2 separate regions of the Mus musculus genome follow, and region 2 is linked to region 1. A link is a loop called in an ENCODE intact Hi-C map of the cell type or tissue named here. Cell type or tissue: left cerebral cortex. All regions are shown on one strand. Each heading gives the region's core, and the rest is flanking DNA. Links, peaks and the distances in the headings are about the cores only.

Region 1 (7,784 bases), core at 1,869-6,868:
CGGGAAAGCATCTGAGACTGGATGCCGTTGGCATCTACCGAGGAGTAGTTCTCTCGACCAGGAAGGCTGTAGACACGCACAGGTCCCCCTGAGGTGCCAATCACTCCCCTGCCAGGCAAGAATTACAGCTGAGACACTACCCAATAGACATAGCCATCTGTTGCTTACATTGGTCAAGAAAACAGCTGGGTGGCGAAGTTAGTTGCCTAAGGATGCTTGCTGCTGGCCCTTGAAGACCTGCTTACACAGAACCAAGTATGTCTGGGAAAATGACTTTGTATTGTCAAACTTTTTAAAAGGGGTGATAAGAATACACTGATATCCTGTTTCCTACATTTCAGAGGTTCAGACTTAATAAAGAGGCATGAAATTTCTTAAAGAGTTAACCACATGTGCCCTTGACCTGTATTTAAAAAAAGAATCATACCCTGCCTCTACTGTAGGATGGCATGGTATTGGATTACCAGAGTGACATCAGCAAGATATTTGACAACCCTGAGTTCAGTCTCATGTGAAAACCAGAACAAGGCTGTGTCTACTGTAAGACTTGTGGTGGAAGTTAAAACGACAGGGTGTGTAGTATAAAAAACCCTACTATATATGACACGATGAGGAATATTTTAGAATTATAGAAATGTGGCCATCGCGCACTAATGCTGGGCTGGAGGAATGGCTCGGTGTTTAAGAGAGCTGGCTGCTCTTCCAGAAGCCCCAAGTTCAGTTCATAGCACTGTGAGGTAATTCACAAACACATGTAATTCCACCTTCAAACCCTCTCAACAGTCCTCCATGGGTGCACATGGGTGCCCGTGAGCACGCACGCACACAAACAAACAAACAAAACAACAAAAAACAATGTACTCTGCTCATTGTCAGAAAGTTTCCCTTGCACATTAGGTCATGCAGGAATACTCACGAAAATCTCAAAACTATGGCCAAAATTGGCACCAAGAAGAAGCAAGCAGGTAGGAGAGGGGTCCACACAGCTTAAGTTGGAAAGGAAACAATCACACGTGTGCCAGTTGGCACCGCCACGCCCTTCCCGTGGGCTCCGGCTTACCTATGGACAGCAGCGCCGCAGATGCTGGACACTGACGCATACACTATGTTCCCAAACACAGAGAATTCCTCAAGAGAGCAGCCTCCTGGGCAGAGAACATCTGCTTTCTCTTTTCGGATATCCAGGCCTCTGGTAAAGCAGGTGACAGGAATGGGAACTGAAGAGAAAGGGTGTGTCCTGTAAGAGCTCCTGGGCTGCTTTACGGGGGAAGTATTGCAGGGATTCTATTTATTCCCCCAATTTCTATACTTCTGCCAAAACACCGACTTAAATGTTGACACCGTTTTAGATATTAGCAAGCCCAAAGGGGTTTCCAATTTAATCTAGGGCCAAGTTACTACAGATATCTAATGTGACATTGTTTCCAGTTCTTCATCAATTTGGAAAATGTAATTGAAAAAGTGCATCAGAATGAGAAAATAGCATTAGTCTTTGACCTAGAAATAAAAAAAGATCTTAATTGTGATGAACTCTTTCCAGTTATTTATGATGACGGTACATCTGTATTGAGCCTTTGTGGAGTGTCTTCATAGACAAATGCAAACGTCTTCAGCTACCCTTCCCAGGGGGCTGTCTGGCCCATTACCTGATACAGTCAGGGCTTTACAGTCCCACATTCACATAAACCAACCAGTTAACAGGTGCCTGGATCATATATTTTACAATTGAGGAAATGAAAGTCATAGAGTTAATTAGCCTACGGAGCACGCCGCAAATCCCAAAGGCTAGGACACAAGGAAATTAGTCCTCTACTTGAATCTGATTGTATCTCCTCCAGATCTGTCCAAAGGAATATGGAAGGCAGCACCCCCCCCCTTTTTTTTTTTAAAAGAAAGCACTGCTAATATGCTTAAATCTTACAGTCAGTCGGACCAATTTAAAAAAAAAAAAAGTCTCTCCCACGAGGCAAGAAAGGATGGTTTTAAAAGTTGAGTAATTTGCCTCTGCCAAGGATCCTTGCCTGGACCACGGAAGAAAAGGGAAGACGCAAGGTGCAATATCAATTCTTCAGGCTCGGTTAAAATCCTAACTTCAAATAGGAGCCTTGCAACTCTATGAAATAACCCAAATCTTTTCCCTTTTCAGCGACGGGGGTGGGGGTAGGTGGGAGTGGGGCGACAACGACTCTGGAATCCAGGACCGAGATTGTCCGGAGCTGCTAACACTTGCTTTGTTGGGCAAAAGGTACTTACCATTTCTACTTTGAAGAAAAGCAAGCGTAAGATTTTAGAAGCGAAACTCTCTTACATCGCAGAAAAGACACCGAACCACACTCGGACTTCTACACGTGGAACAAACTCTTTTGAGGCTCCCAGGGAGATAGATATAGGAACCGCCGACGCTGTTTTCCAAAGGGGTTACAAGCACAAACGCACAGCACAGCGAGGTGATCGGATTAGGTGGGACCAGGATGTGAGCAGCCCTCCTCTGTGGGCTGGGACCAAACAGTTGTCCCCAGCCCGGAAAACAACGGAGTAACTCGGGACGAATGGTCCCGGGGCTAGGTGGCGTGCTCCCGGGAAGGAGGCACAAACGGACCCCGGGGACCCTGGCGTGGAAAAACAGGCAAGCCCGAGGGCTGCGCTGGAGATGGGTGAGGGCGGGTCTCCGCCTCTGCAGCCCCGCATCCCTACGCAGGTCCCTAGCCTGCGGGAACTGACCCTGTCCTCCCCATCTCCCTCCTCCCGCACCTAACTCACCCGCTCCCTCGGCGCGCGCGAACCGGGGCAGCAGCAGCAGCAGCAGCCACGCACCTGCGGAGAGAGGACAGCGAGGTGGCTACAGCCTCCGCCCGCGCGAGAGGGCGAGGGGTAGGGGATGGGAGTGTACCCACCGAGGCAGAGAGCAGGGATCCTGGACGAGGGCATGGCGAGGATCTCCGTGGACCTGCGGGAGAGTGAGGCGTGAACGAGGTTCGCCGGGGACCGCACGGCCCTGCGCTCCTCGGAAGCCGGCGAAGGCGGGAGAACCCGACCGCTGCAGTTCGAGCAGCTCCAGACGCGCTGTGCCACCTCGGACCAGCGTGGGGTACGCCAGGACACACAGGCAGAGGCACAGACCCTATGCACCTCCCCGGGTCCCGCACCTGCGTGGGATCCGCCCGGCTACACCCGAGTGCGGCAAGCGCGGCTCCGTGGCCGCTATAAAGACGGGCGGCGCGCATGAGCACTGTGCGGGGGGCGCCAGCAGGGGCTAGGAGCGGTCCCCAGCCCTCCCCCTCCCGCCCCCGTAGGGCGGTGGCCGGCCAGCTCCTCCCTCGCCCCCCCCCCCCGACGGTCCCCGGGGGAGGCCAGCGGACTGGCGCCTCTTCCTGCGGTGTGGGGTTCTCTGGGGAGGCGTGAAGGTCGCCTGTGGTGTCCGGGGACTTGATGGGAAAAGGCGTCGGAGCGCGTTTGGGGAAACGCCTAGGGACACTTAGGGCGTGCAGGGTACTGGACAGAGACGGTCTTAGGAGCCGCCTTGAGGGAATTGAGGGGCTCAGCAGGGTGCAGAGCAGCCAAGCCACCCGGTTCTGAGAACAAAACTTCCCAGCTTCGCGCCCCGTGGGGAACAGTGCCTACTTTAAAAGTAAAACCAAGCAGCATTTGATAAATGTTATGGAAAACTTGTCTTAGGGGCTCGGCCTCTGGACTTATTTTCAGGTGGAAAACGGTTTTCCCTGATGGGTCATTTGTTGTAAAGAGTAGGTACATTGTAGAGTGCTCCTAACCTCCAGACAATAGTTACATTTCTTTTTTTCTTCCTCTTTCTCCAGATTAGGAAAGATTCCTTGTTTGTGTTTCTAGTCTCAAATCTGGTGATTCTATGGAACTTTAGATGTGGTAGTATGTGCTCCGCATTTCAATTATAGCAACTTTTCATGATGGGCATAGAGAAAGAACAAAACACATAGGGCGTGTTCATGACAGACCTGCAAGGTAGCAGAGGAATTTCAGACCTGGACAGCCCCTGCTTTAGGTTTTTGTTGTTGTTGTTGTTGTTGTTTTGATTTTGGTTTTTTGAGCCATGGTTTTAAGGTAGTCTAAGATGACTTTGAATTCATTGTATCCTGCCTCAGCCTTCCGCAGTGCCACGGATGGACCAATCACACCTGGTTACAATACCTGTTTTAAATGTAGCTTTATTCAGCTATAATTTATGTCATAGAATCCATCCATTTAAAAGACAGGATTCAGTGACTTCTAGAAAGTTTATGATCCTCACCGTAGATCAATTTCAGAATATTCAATCACATCCAAAATGATGCCTCCTGGTGAAGAGCCGGCACGCCCTTTCCTCTCCACCACATGACCTCAGCAGTCCACTTCCTCTCCCTATAGACTTGGACATTTATGTACGTGGAGTCCTACACTAGTGCATGATGTGGAGGTGTGACTATGCTGAAGTGTGCGTCAGCTGAACAGCCCTTGCCTGGGCTGACAGAATGCCTCCGTGGTTTTACCAGGCATTTCTTTTATCACTTGGCTGTCTTCTGAGAAGGGACAAAATTGCTTGGTCGGTGATTTGGGAAGTACTCGGTGTTTCTTTTTCTTTTTCATGGCTGCTTGAAAGATTTGATCTCTTTCATGAGAGAATTGTGATTTTCTCAGGAGTCTACCTAACCATCCTTGATAGTTTTCTTGGAAGAAAAATTGAAGATGAAGACAATTAAAGCTGTCCTTTTCATGATTGTTCTTTGTGTGTCCTACGCCAGGGTTGGACAGGTTCCTCCAGTCAGGCCCGGGAAATTGTCGTGATCTTGTATAATTAGTTGCTAGGCAGCAACTCAGGCAGCATGGTCAAATGGGGTGCAAGGCAGAGAAAGAGTCCCTGCAGGGCACAGTCCCTGATGCCAGTCCACCATGATCTGGCAGAATCAAATTCCTGCAGCTATTTCCATGATAGACCCTGAGTCTGTGACTTAAGAAATGGAGGAAATAGCTCATTAAGTTTCATGGCTGTTTACCCAGGCATTTTAATTATTTTGTTTTGAAACATTTAAGAGAAGTTAAGTCTTTATTTATTTTTATTCTTTTGGAAAGACCAACCAAGGAGGGTGGAGGAGTCCGGGTGATATTTCTTTTCCTCAGTTAGTTTGTTTTTCATGTTCACCATAAATATATGGAGGGAAAAATATGTGCTTTTAGAGACCGGTCTTCAGAGCCAGAGGGAGAGGCAGATCTGGCTCTTGACTGAAAAGACAAATTTATATTCAGTTCGGTGATATTTCAGAGCATTGTCCAGGATTGCTAGTTATCTTGCTCTAACAAAGACCATTTAATATCAACAAACAAACAAAACCAAAAACCAGAGAGCAGCTGGCTCCTAACTAGGTTGTTGTGGGGACCACTTGGGGAGCACTGATTTGTATGGTAGCGGGAGTTTTCCATCCCTCAAGAGATTCTGATCCTTTTGCTCTGGGATGGGGACAGAGCATTTAAAAACCTCTCTGGATGATTCTAATGCATAGCCCAAGATACACAATACTTAATTCAATGTCAGCAGAGAAATTAATAATTCTTAATCTTTCACTGGCTTTTCACTTTTTCATTGAGATTCTATTTCTATGTGTCAACTATGTTTCCATGATGAAACACAAATTATAGTTGTTTAAAAACAATGTCCAGTGGTAGTGAAATGGCTCAGCACAGAAAGGTGCTGGTTCTGCAAGCCTGGCCACCAGAATTTAACCCTAGGTGACCCACATAAAGATGGAGGGAGAGAACTGGCTGCAGAGTTGTCCTCTGATCTCCAGAGGTGGGAGCTGTAGCTTATACACTCACACCCGCGCCCACACTCTATAATGAACAAAATGAGTAAATCCCTGATGAAGACATTTATTGTTGATCGTTGTGCCTGCACTATTGATGCTCTGCTCAGGAAGTTATCTCCTGTGTCAATGAGAGCAAGGCTGCTCCTTACCTTCTCTTCTATCAGCTTCAGTGCGTTTGGTTTTATGTTGAGGTCTTTGATCCACTTGGACTTGAGTTGTGTACAGGGTGATAGATATGGATCTATTTGCATTTCTTCTACGTGCAGACATCCAGTTAGACCAGCACCATTTGTTGAAGATGCTTTCTTTTTTTCCATTATATAATTTTGGCTTCTTTATCAAAAAACAGGTATCCATAGGTGTGTAGATTTATGTCTGGGTCTTTGATTTGATCAACCTGGCTGTTTTATGCCAATACCATGTAGTTTTTGTCATTATAGCTCTCTAGTGAAGCTTGAAATCAGAGATGGTTCTTTTATTGTACAGTATGTTTTAGCTATCCTATTTTTTCCATATTAAGTTGAGTACTGTTCTTTCAAGGTCTGTAAATAATTATTTTGGGGACCCTTGTCTTCCTACTGTGTTGCCCCATCCAGCCTAGCTTTATTGCAACTTGGTATGCCATGTTTGGTTGATCCCCCTGGGAAGGGTATCCTTTTCTGAAGGTAAACAGAGGAGGAGTGGATGGGGAGTGAGGAGATGGGGAGGGGAGGTTCTGAGAGGAAAGGAGGGAGGGGAAACTGCTGTAAGGATGTGATATATGGAGAAAAAATTAAAAGTAAAGTTACTTAAAAAAAAATCCTAACATGATGTGTTGGCTATCTTTGTCAACCTGAAACAACCTAAAATTCTGTGGGAAAAAATATCAATAAGGAATTATGAAGATTAGGTAGGCCTGTGAGTGTGGCAATAGAGGCTGTCCTAATTGCCTCAAGGGCTTTGGACTTTGAGAAAGTAGAGAAAGCAAGTTGTGCTCACAGCATAGGCATGCATTTTATTTTCTCTTTGCTCCTTTTAGAAATAGATTTAAAGATTTATTTTATTTTTAATTGTGGTTCTGAGGAGTCTCGGTGAGCACAGCCCACAGAGACATCTGATCTTCTGGGGCTGGGGTCCTGTGCAAGAGCAATAGGTGCGCGTAACCATCAAGCCATCTGTCAGTTCTCTTTCTGCTCTCTGATTCGATGTGACTGGCTGCCTGCAGTTCCTGTTTGACTCCCCACAATGATGGACTGTAGCCTGGAACTGCAAACCAAAGAACCCTTTCTCCCATGATGCTTTTGGTCAGGGTGTCTTATCACAACAGAAATGAAGTTGCGACCGCTGGCCTGTGAGATAGGTGGGAAACAGTGCTTAGATACCCAGCAACAGTTTGTCATTTCACTTTTCTTTTCTTTTTTTTTTTAAGATTTATTTATTTATTTATCTATTTATTTATTTATTATATGTAAGTACACTGTAGCTGTCTTCAGACACTCCAGAAGAGGGCATCAGATCTCTTTACGGATGGTTTTGAGCCACCATGTGGTTGCTGGGATTTGAACTCAGGACCTTTGGAAGAGCAGTCAGTGTTCTTACCCGCTGAGCCATCTCACCAGCCCTCACTTTTCTTTACAGCTGAATAGAATCCCACTGCTCCTCTGTTGCTGGGCATACGAGCTAGCTCCAGCTCCTTGTTGTTGTGAAGAGTGCAGCAGTAACACCTGGGTGTGCAGGGACCTCTGTGGTGGGGTGTGGAGCTATGCGTGGGAATCCTAGCTGGGTCATACGGTCATTATATTTTTAATTTTTGGAGGCCCCGCATGCTGATTTCCATCACAGTTGTCCCGGTTTATGCCGGTGGTGAAGGCTCATCTTTCCCCACCAGCATTTGTCTTGCCAGTTTTCTTGATAATAAACCAGCCAGAATTATACGGTTTTTCAGAGCAGCCATGATTTGCATTTCCTCATAGCCAAGAATACCAAATACTT
Region 2 (7,784 bases), core at 1,352-6,351, 190 kb after region 1:
GGCAGCTGCAGCTATGTGACCTAGAGAGACAATGCCTTTAACAACAGTCATGAAACAGTGCAGCTAAGGCCCTGCACTCTATTTCTGAGAACTCAATTATGCATAAATATTTAGCAATCTTCTATCTCAAGAAGCATGCTACCTACAGAGCTTGGTAAGAGCCCACAAGTTGGCATGTAGGGGTGGTCCTGATACTAAGGCCCTTTTCCCTAATTGTTTTTTTATCTAGCAGTGAAGATGCCACAGGCCAGTCGCTAGGCAGAAGCAATAGGTAGGCCTTCCAGGTCCCTGCAAGCAGGCTGACAAGGAGAGGAGAGGACAAAGAGTTCGCCATGCTTGCGAGGGAGAAAAGCCAAGCAGCTATGTGAGATCTCGGGCACAGTGACCACAGGCTGCTTCTACTACAGGTGGGAGGATCTTAGGCAGAAATCAGGGAAGCTGGACGATTGCTATGGGGCACCATGAGAGGACTGTGGTACTAGGAAGGGAAGCCAAGGTCTCACCCATTCTAACTACCCACAACCACATATTTTGATTCTGCTTTTATTTGAAATGTGTCTTAAATGAAATGTAGCCCACACTGTTTTGCTTTGCCAGAGTGATCTGAGTGTAAGAACTGAGATGGCCTCATCATCCTGCATCTCTGTGTGGATATGAACAGAGCTCCCCGACCATTCAGACGGAACAAGGAGCAGACACCACCGGAATGAAGAGGTTTTAATCCAACTACGGTGTGAATGTTGATTAGACTGCTAAGCATGATCTATTTTATTTTAGTTCAGAACCCAAGGAATCCTCTGTCAGCAATGTTTCTAAAAAGCTTGCTCACTTTTATTTAGAGAGTTCTTTACAACCCTAAGATCTGTGAACTGGATAGAATCTATGCTATGGATCTAATTATAAAAACACTATGAATTAATATAGTCATATTTATGAAGGAGGAATATAAAATATTAATGTTATAAATTGATTGTGTGTTGAGCTAAAATTCACATTATTAGATTATTAAATATTATTAAGATAAATTTCATCTGCTCCTTTTTATCTTTTTAGTGTGACTACAAGAAAAAAAATCCAAATTTACATTGGCAGATGATAATACACTGATTATAAAGTACTGCTTTAGAACCACAAAACTTTGGTCAACAGTGACAAGTGGGGAGAGGAAATGAACCCAGAAAACCACCACAAAGGGTACAATGAGATAAGCATGACGGCTCAAGCCTGGAATCCCAGCACTTTGGAGGCTGAGGCAGGAGGACTGCTGTGAGTGCTCTAGCAGGGCTACAAAGGAAGACCAGGTCTCAAAAGATGGATAGAAAATGGTCACGAAGCAATTAGGATGTGAAGGGACACAGCACAGGAGTTACCATCAGTTCTGGTGTGTGAAAGGTACAGGAGACTCCTGAGCGTTGGAGGACAGAGCTCAGTGAGAGAAAAGCTGCCAAGCTGAAACCTGTGCACTGCTGAGCAAGGGCAAGCGCTCTCGCCTGGTGGACAGCCACATCTGCCCGCCCAAGGCTGAGGCACACTGAAAGCCCCTCACTGTCTAATCATTTACTGGTTCTTATATTCTCAAAAACGGAGAAGGATGTTGCAAAGTTTTTTTGTCTGAAGAGTATATTTTCCATTTAAATTTAAAAACTAACCATTTTGACAAACAGAAAAGCTGTCTCAATTATCATAGTTGTTTCCAAGATCTAATACAGAAATAATTATCAATGGTTTAGATGTTTCAGGCCAACATAAATGATATTTAAAAAAAAAAAATTCAAACATCAACCTTGTTACTAAAGTAGACGTTTTACTCCATCTTGTGGGGACAAAGGGTATTAATTATGAAGACTTCTAAGAACTGCAAATTCCAAAGTAAGTAGCTTAAAAAAACAATCAGTAAGTAAGGGTCCCTACAGCTCTGTTAGGTTCCATTGGGTCTCCCTTATCCTTCTCTGTTGTGCCGTTTCTTCCTTTGCTGCCTCCCTTCAGACACTAGCAGGTCCCAGGGGAGCTTTTGCTGGTCCCTGGGCTCCCATCATGGCTGGGGCACAGCAGCTTAACTCTCAGGGCGGGGCTCTCCTCCTCTCCTCTCCTCAGCTCTCCTCTGCACACCGTCAAGCTTTACAGCCACAATCCCCAGAGGTTTTCCTTTTAAATTAATAAAACCATCCTTGAGCTTAAAAAATAAATAATGGCACAGTTATAATCTGCAGTAAGGGCAGGAGGGCCGCAGTGAGGCGAGTCCCAGATCAGCCTTGGCTATGATATGAGAACCTGTCTCAAAAAACTCAACAACAAATAAAAATTTTAAAAACTACATTAAAACTAGCAGAAGAAGATCACCAGAGCTTGTGGGTTTATTATAACCAGCCTCTGTGAGGCTGAAAACTGTCATATGAAGATGAATCAAAGGAAAAATACCTTAGCCTTCACTCACTCCTCTCTGCCTCTAGCTCTAAAGTGACTTTGGGAGCCACCAGGTTTGCTTTGTCCTAAGCTTTCAGTACTTAAATAACAACACAGAGTGTGTTCTAACTTGACCGAGTGGGTGATGAGTGAGTCTACTGAGCAGCATGAAAACTTCCATTCCTCACTCTGATCTCATTGCAAGAGGCCCATGTGAGCCTTGGTCAGTTTTATGGTCGTTTTCTGACCAGGACTCAGCATTAATCTTTTCTTTTCTTTCTTTCTTTCTTTTTTTTTTTTTTTTTTTTTTTTTTTTGGAGACAGGGTTTCTCTGTATAGCCCTGGCTGTCCTGGACCTCACTTTGTAGACCAAGCTGGTCTCGAACTCAGAAACATGCCTGCCTCTGCCTTCCGAGTGCTGGGATTAAAGGCATGCACCACCACGCCCGGTGCATTAATCTTTTCTGTTGAAATTATGTACATATATGCCTTCCTTCCTATACATAAAAGATTTTCTATGTCTTTCTTCCCATATGTACAGGATTTTATATTTCAATGTCCCACATCTAAGAGAGTCAAGGAGCCCAATAATGCTTTTAATGTAGCAATTAGAAAGGATCCTAGCCCAGTGGTGGTGGCACATGCCTTTAAGCAGAGGTGACAGTCAGGACTACAAGAAAAACTGTCTCAGAAAGAAAGAGAGAAAGAAAGAAAGAAAGAAAGAAAGAAAGAAAGAAAGAAAGAAAGAAAGAAAGAAAGGCAGGCAGGCAGGCAGGCAGGCAGGCAGGCAGGCAGAAGAGAAGAGAAGAGAAGAGAAGAGAAGAGAAGAGAAGAGAAGAGAAGAGAAGAGAAGAGAAGAGAAGAGGAGGGAGGACCCCAAGATATCTCAGTGCTCTGGATAGCTCCCACACCAGCACAGACAGGAGAGATGGTCCCTAAGTGGCATGCTTTTACTCAGACCCTTAGACCCCAGGGTCCCTCAGCACAGCTGGAGGGCTACTGACAAAGCATGACTCGAGGCCTCTGAGATGCTCAACATGCCCACTCTGTATGTTTCTCCCCAGCCACCAGATCTCATCTCCCATTTGAACCCAGGTCTGAAAATCCTGCTGTTAAAATCTCTGAAACTCAGTCATTGAGAAAAGCCAGTTTGAGTATCTCTCTAAACATCTGTGGGTATTGTTCCCTAATTGAACTCCAAAGGGCTACCTCTTTCCACATGAGATCATTTTCTTTTACCTTCACACAGCTCTGGACCTGGGACTGTCTTCTTTTTTGCTATCTCCAAACTGGCTTACCCCTCCTCCCTAAACCTATACCAGTGCTGAAACTCACTTCAGTAGGCAGTAACTAATAACTGTTCTCCATCAGAGGCAAATATTACCCCGTTCTACCTCTTTTCCCCAGCATACATTCGGTGTGGTGGAAAGAACATTTGAGGATTGATCAAGGTCAAGGATGTTGACAAATTATCTTAGAATGTCCATGAGGCCCGCACAACAAAGAATGGTCCAAATGTTAAAGCTACGGTCTCATATGACTCACTGTTGCTCCCTGCTGGGCAGTCTTATCTCCTACATCATTAAATGTTTTCTTGGTCATTACCATTGGTTCACAAAAATGTGGTAATTTCTCTCATTTTTCTGGACCTCACATTATCCTTCCAGCAATCACTCTCCTTTCCTAACTCTCTAGGCAGGAAAAAAAAAGAAAGTTTTTTTTTCTTCGCATTCTGCCTTAAACTCATTTCAATCTGTTATGACACGTGACATGAGCCCATGTACTGTACTATATTGCTTCCTATGTCCTATGTAACCTTGCTTCCTTCTCCCTGACTCCCATGCTACCTCACTGTGGCTAGTGTGCTACCCTTACATTCTTTAAACACACCCAAACCTTTCTACCTAGAGTATTCTGTCCCCAGTTGGCTGCATTTTACAAGTGAGGTCTCTCTGGTTTTAAAATCTCAGTCCTGGTCATCAGCATTTTACTGTAGAGTGCTTTTTTTTTTTTTTTTTAACCTTCTGAAGGCTTTGTTTCCTTTGTATATTGCCTGTCTCTTCTTCCTAGAAAGCAGCTTCAGGGAGACAGCAGTACTTGTGTCTTTTTATCGTTGCTAAAGCCTAGGTTCAAACTATCCATTCATTCATTCTACAGTTCTGCTTTCAGGCTTATTTCTGGGGCTCTCTTTGGTTCCTTTTGCTTCTGTACTGAGAGGATATTCACTCGTATTTCCTTGACATTCTTCTTAGAGTCCTAGCATAGGATTCTATGTATGCAGTGGAATTAACAGTTTCTTCCAGCAGCCCTGAATGTGATTTACTTAAGTAAATGCTTTAAAACATCTTGGCTTTAAAAAGATGCACTGTTAAATAGTTATCTGCTGTGATCTGCCTATTTCCTTCTCATATGACACTGTATATAATCTTTGTAATGATATTGTAGTCCTAGAAGTCAATCAACTAGAATGCTTGTTTCAGAGTCAGGGTTCTGGGTTCAGAGTCTTTGAACTCTCTCTCAGGCAGGGTCTCACCTGAGCTAAGAGAACCTCAGGGTTATCTTCCTGCTACAGCTTCCAGAGTCTCAGGGTTATCTTCCTGCTACAGCTTCCAGAACCTCAGGGTTATCTTCCTGCTACAGCTTCCAGAACCTCAGGGTTATCTTCCTGCTACAGCTTCCAGAGTCTCAGGGATATCTTCCTGCTACAGCTTCCAGAGTCTCAGGGTTATCTTCCTGCTACAGCTTCCAGAGTCTCAGGGATATCTTCCTGCTACAGCTTCCAGAGTCTCAGGGTTATCTTCCTGCTACAGCTTCCAGAGTCTCAGGGTTATCTTCCTGCTACAGCTTCCAGAGTCTCAGGGATATCTTCCTGCTACAGCTTCCAGAGTCTCAGGGTTATCTTCCTGCTACAGCTTCCAGAGTCTCAGGGTTATCTTCCTGCTACAGCTTCCAGAGTCTCAGGGTTATCTTCCTGCTACAGCTTCCAGAGTCTCAGGGTTATCTTCCTGCTACAGCTTCCAGAGTCTCAGGGTTATCTTCCTGCTACAGCTTCCAGCGTGTTGGGATTACTAAAATGAGCCACTATGCTTGGGAAATTCTCTTGCTTGTCAGTTTTTCTGTCTATAAAATGGAGACTACTGTGACGTCACTGTTGTTTTTAAAGAAATGACTGTGGCATATGCTTTCTTTTCATTGCCTTTGCAGGTTGGGCTGTGCTTTATTTCCACACATTACAAAGTAAACAGGTAGCTTATGAGTATGAACATAGACAGACATATTTTTAAGCACGTAATTAAAACTACTTCAGAAAACATTAGATAACAGTAAAATACTGTTCCTTTTTTACAATTAAATGAAGTTTATCTGAATCCTAGAGAAAAGGAAGAAATTAGTTTTGCTCTCTAAGGGAAATGATTTCAATTTTTAAATTTTACTTACTTATCATGAAAAAAAATATGGCTGCTTATTTCCTTCATTGCTTCCTTCCCATAACTGCCAATAATGCCGCTAATTACCCTTTATTTAAAGATCATAAGTTCACAACTACAGACTTCTCGAGCACCTATATCGCTAGTATTTTATCCATATTTTTCTGTTTTATTCCTCTTAACTTTGTGCCTATAGCCACTCTGTTAGTTTAAACTTAAGATAACTACTGAATTTATCACAGTTCAATAAGAAGTGCTATATTTACTCTCTTACCAGCACATCGTGTACCAGCGCTTGGTATGTCCACGTATGGTGTAAAGGCGTTGCCAGGTCAATGTTTCTGTCAACAAGGACTAATAAAGGCCTTTGGAAGCTGCAATGCATGCCAAAACATTATATAAATGTCACAGCAATGTACACATTCAAAACTTCCTAGTACTGTCCAGTGTATTTTGATATGAATAGCTGATATTAAAGCTGTATAACAACATTTCTACTACAGTCAGCTATGATCATGAATGAATACTTAATACTAGATTTTAAGTTTCAAAAGAATTTCTTAAAGGAAGAGATCTATAGAAATACATTTATAGAATAATTTTTATAGTCAAAGAAATTGCTCCTCTGATATAAAGTTCAGATTTTTTGAAAAAACAAAAAAGGAATAGGTATTGCCCAATTTGAGGAAAACAGTAGAATCACATAAATTTACCCAAATGTTTCATAGTTCCATACTCTAAAATTACATTTTTCCTACAAATATAAACACAAATTCAAAAAGGAGCTTTGTAAGGAGGGCATCAAAAAACTCCATCCCCTTATGATATGAAAAAATGAAGACACTTGTCACAGCACTCACTTAGTGGACAGGGGCTATGTCGTTTCATGAACTATTTGATTCCATCATCACAATTAGGTCAAGAGCAACATGGAGGCACAGAGTCTGCCTGCCAGGTGTTTCCAAGTGCTAGTGGTGTCCTCTAGAGGCATCCTGTTGTGCAGTGCACACTGCTTTCACAAGGCTTGTAACCTGGTCACGTTAGCTATACAGGTCTCCTCCTGTGCAAGGACCACATTAGTTCCTCTTTACCCCACAGGCAAAGGTCACTGACTCAAGGCTAAATGTCAGTGATAACACCACTTCCACTGCAGTTTTATTATCCCAGAGTACATGGAAAGGGAGGAAGATGGCTTATGGCAGGGTTTCTTAACGTAATAGTGGCACTACTAACATCTGAGGCTATGTAATTTGCTCATTATGGTTTGTCCTGTGCATGGTAAGTTTAGCACTACAAGATGCTTCTAGATATGCTATAATACACACCACTAGATTCAAGAAGCATACACCTGGTTAAGACTATTAAACATGGCATGTCTGTGGGCAGCGGAATCAAGATGGTTGATAACCACTAGTCTATGGCTGGATTTAAACATATTTAACACCTATCCAACAAATTGCTAATTAAAATAACTTGAAAAACATTCAATAAATTATGATAAAATGTTATATTATTATGATGAGATCAAAAATTTAAAGTTTATCCAACTAAATAAAACAGTGCCCCTTTATTGGTTCCTAGGGTACACGATTCAGCATGGTAAAAAGGAGACTACCAGGTAAGGTCTGAAAACCAATCAGCGAGAAGTGAGGTTCCCCCTTAATGAGAAATAATATTAATGAAAGCAGAGGAGGGCATACGATGATGTGAGAGTTGGTATGGCCAAATAGCTAAACACAAATCCATCGTGAGCTCCACAGACAGGAGCAGTTCATAGTTAAGAAGCCCTCAAAGTTAGAGTATATGAATAAGTAAATGTTATTTCTATACATAATTTCTGTCCCCACGGGCTTTATTAATTAATCAAAACTGTAGGTAAGAAGTCACTTTACAAAACTCTCTCCTCTTGATAACTCTTAGACATTTCGGTGAGTTTATTTCTTTATGTCAATA

What was found. A loop is a pair of places that touch in the nucleus more often than their neighbours do. Peaks named below come from ENCODE experiments on the same cell type or tissue, not always from the same donor. Only the 100,000 strongest peaks of a DNase experiment are listed, where the experiment ranks them.
Region 2: a loop joins it to region 1, with 2.3 times the contacts of the local background. A loop is called at or near these places in 2 of 42 quality-filtered maps.

The regions. Positions count from the first base shown.
Region 1 is chr12:51,588,768-51,596,551 of GRCm38, reverse strand. It overlaps Coch (cochlin), which reads right to left and starts at 3,211. Exons shown (of 12, transcript NM_001198835.1): 1 at 3,147-3,211; 2 at 2,895-2,947; 3 at 2,761-2,814; 4 at 1,061-1,217; 5 at 1-108. The coding sequence starts at 2,928. In left cerebral cortex, for the core only: no CTCF peak of the experiment used is centred there; DNase peaks (open chromatin) are centred at 2,772, 3,071, 3,507 and 4,441; H3K4me3 peaks cover 1,918 bases; H3K27ac peaks cover 573 bases.
Region 2 is chr12:51,398,420-51,406,203 of GRCm38, reverse strand. It overlaps Scfd1 (Sec1 family domain containing 1), which reads right to left. Exons shown (of 25, transcript NM_029825.3): 10 at 6,106-6,205. Gm40422 (a long non-coding RNA gene) reads left to right here. Exons shown (of 6, transcript XR_872746.2): 2 at 598-731; 3 at 7,413-7,449. Among named protein-coding and RNA genes, the nearest start is that of Gm40422, 8.9 kb to the left of the region's middle. In left cerebral cortex, for the core only: CTCF peaks have their summits at 1,813 (motif pointing left) and 3,969 (motif pointing left); a DNase peak (open chromatin) is centred at 3,959.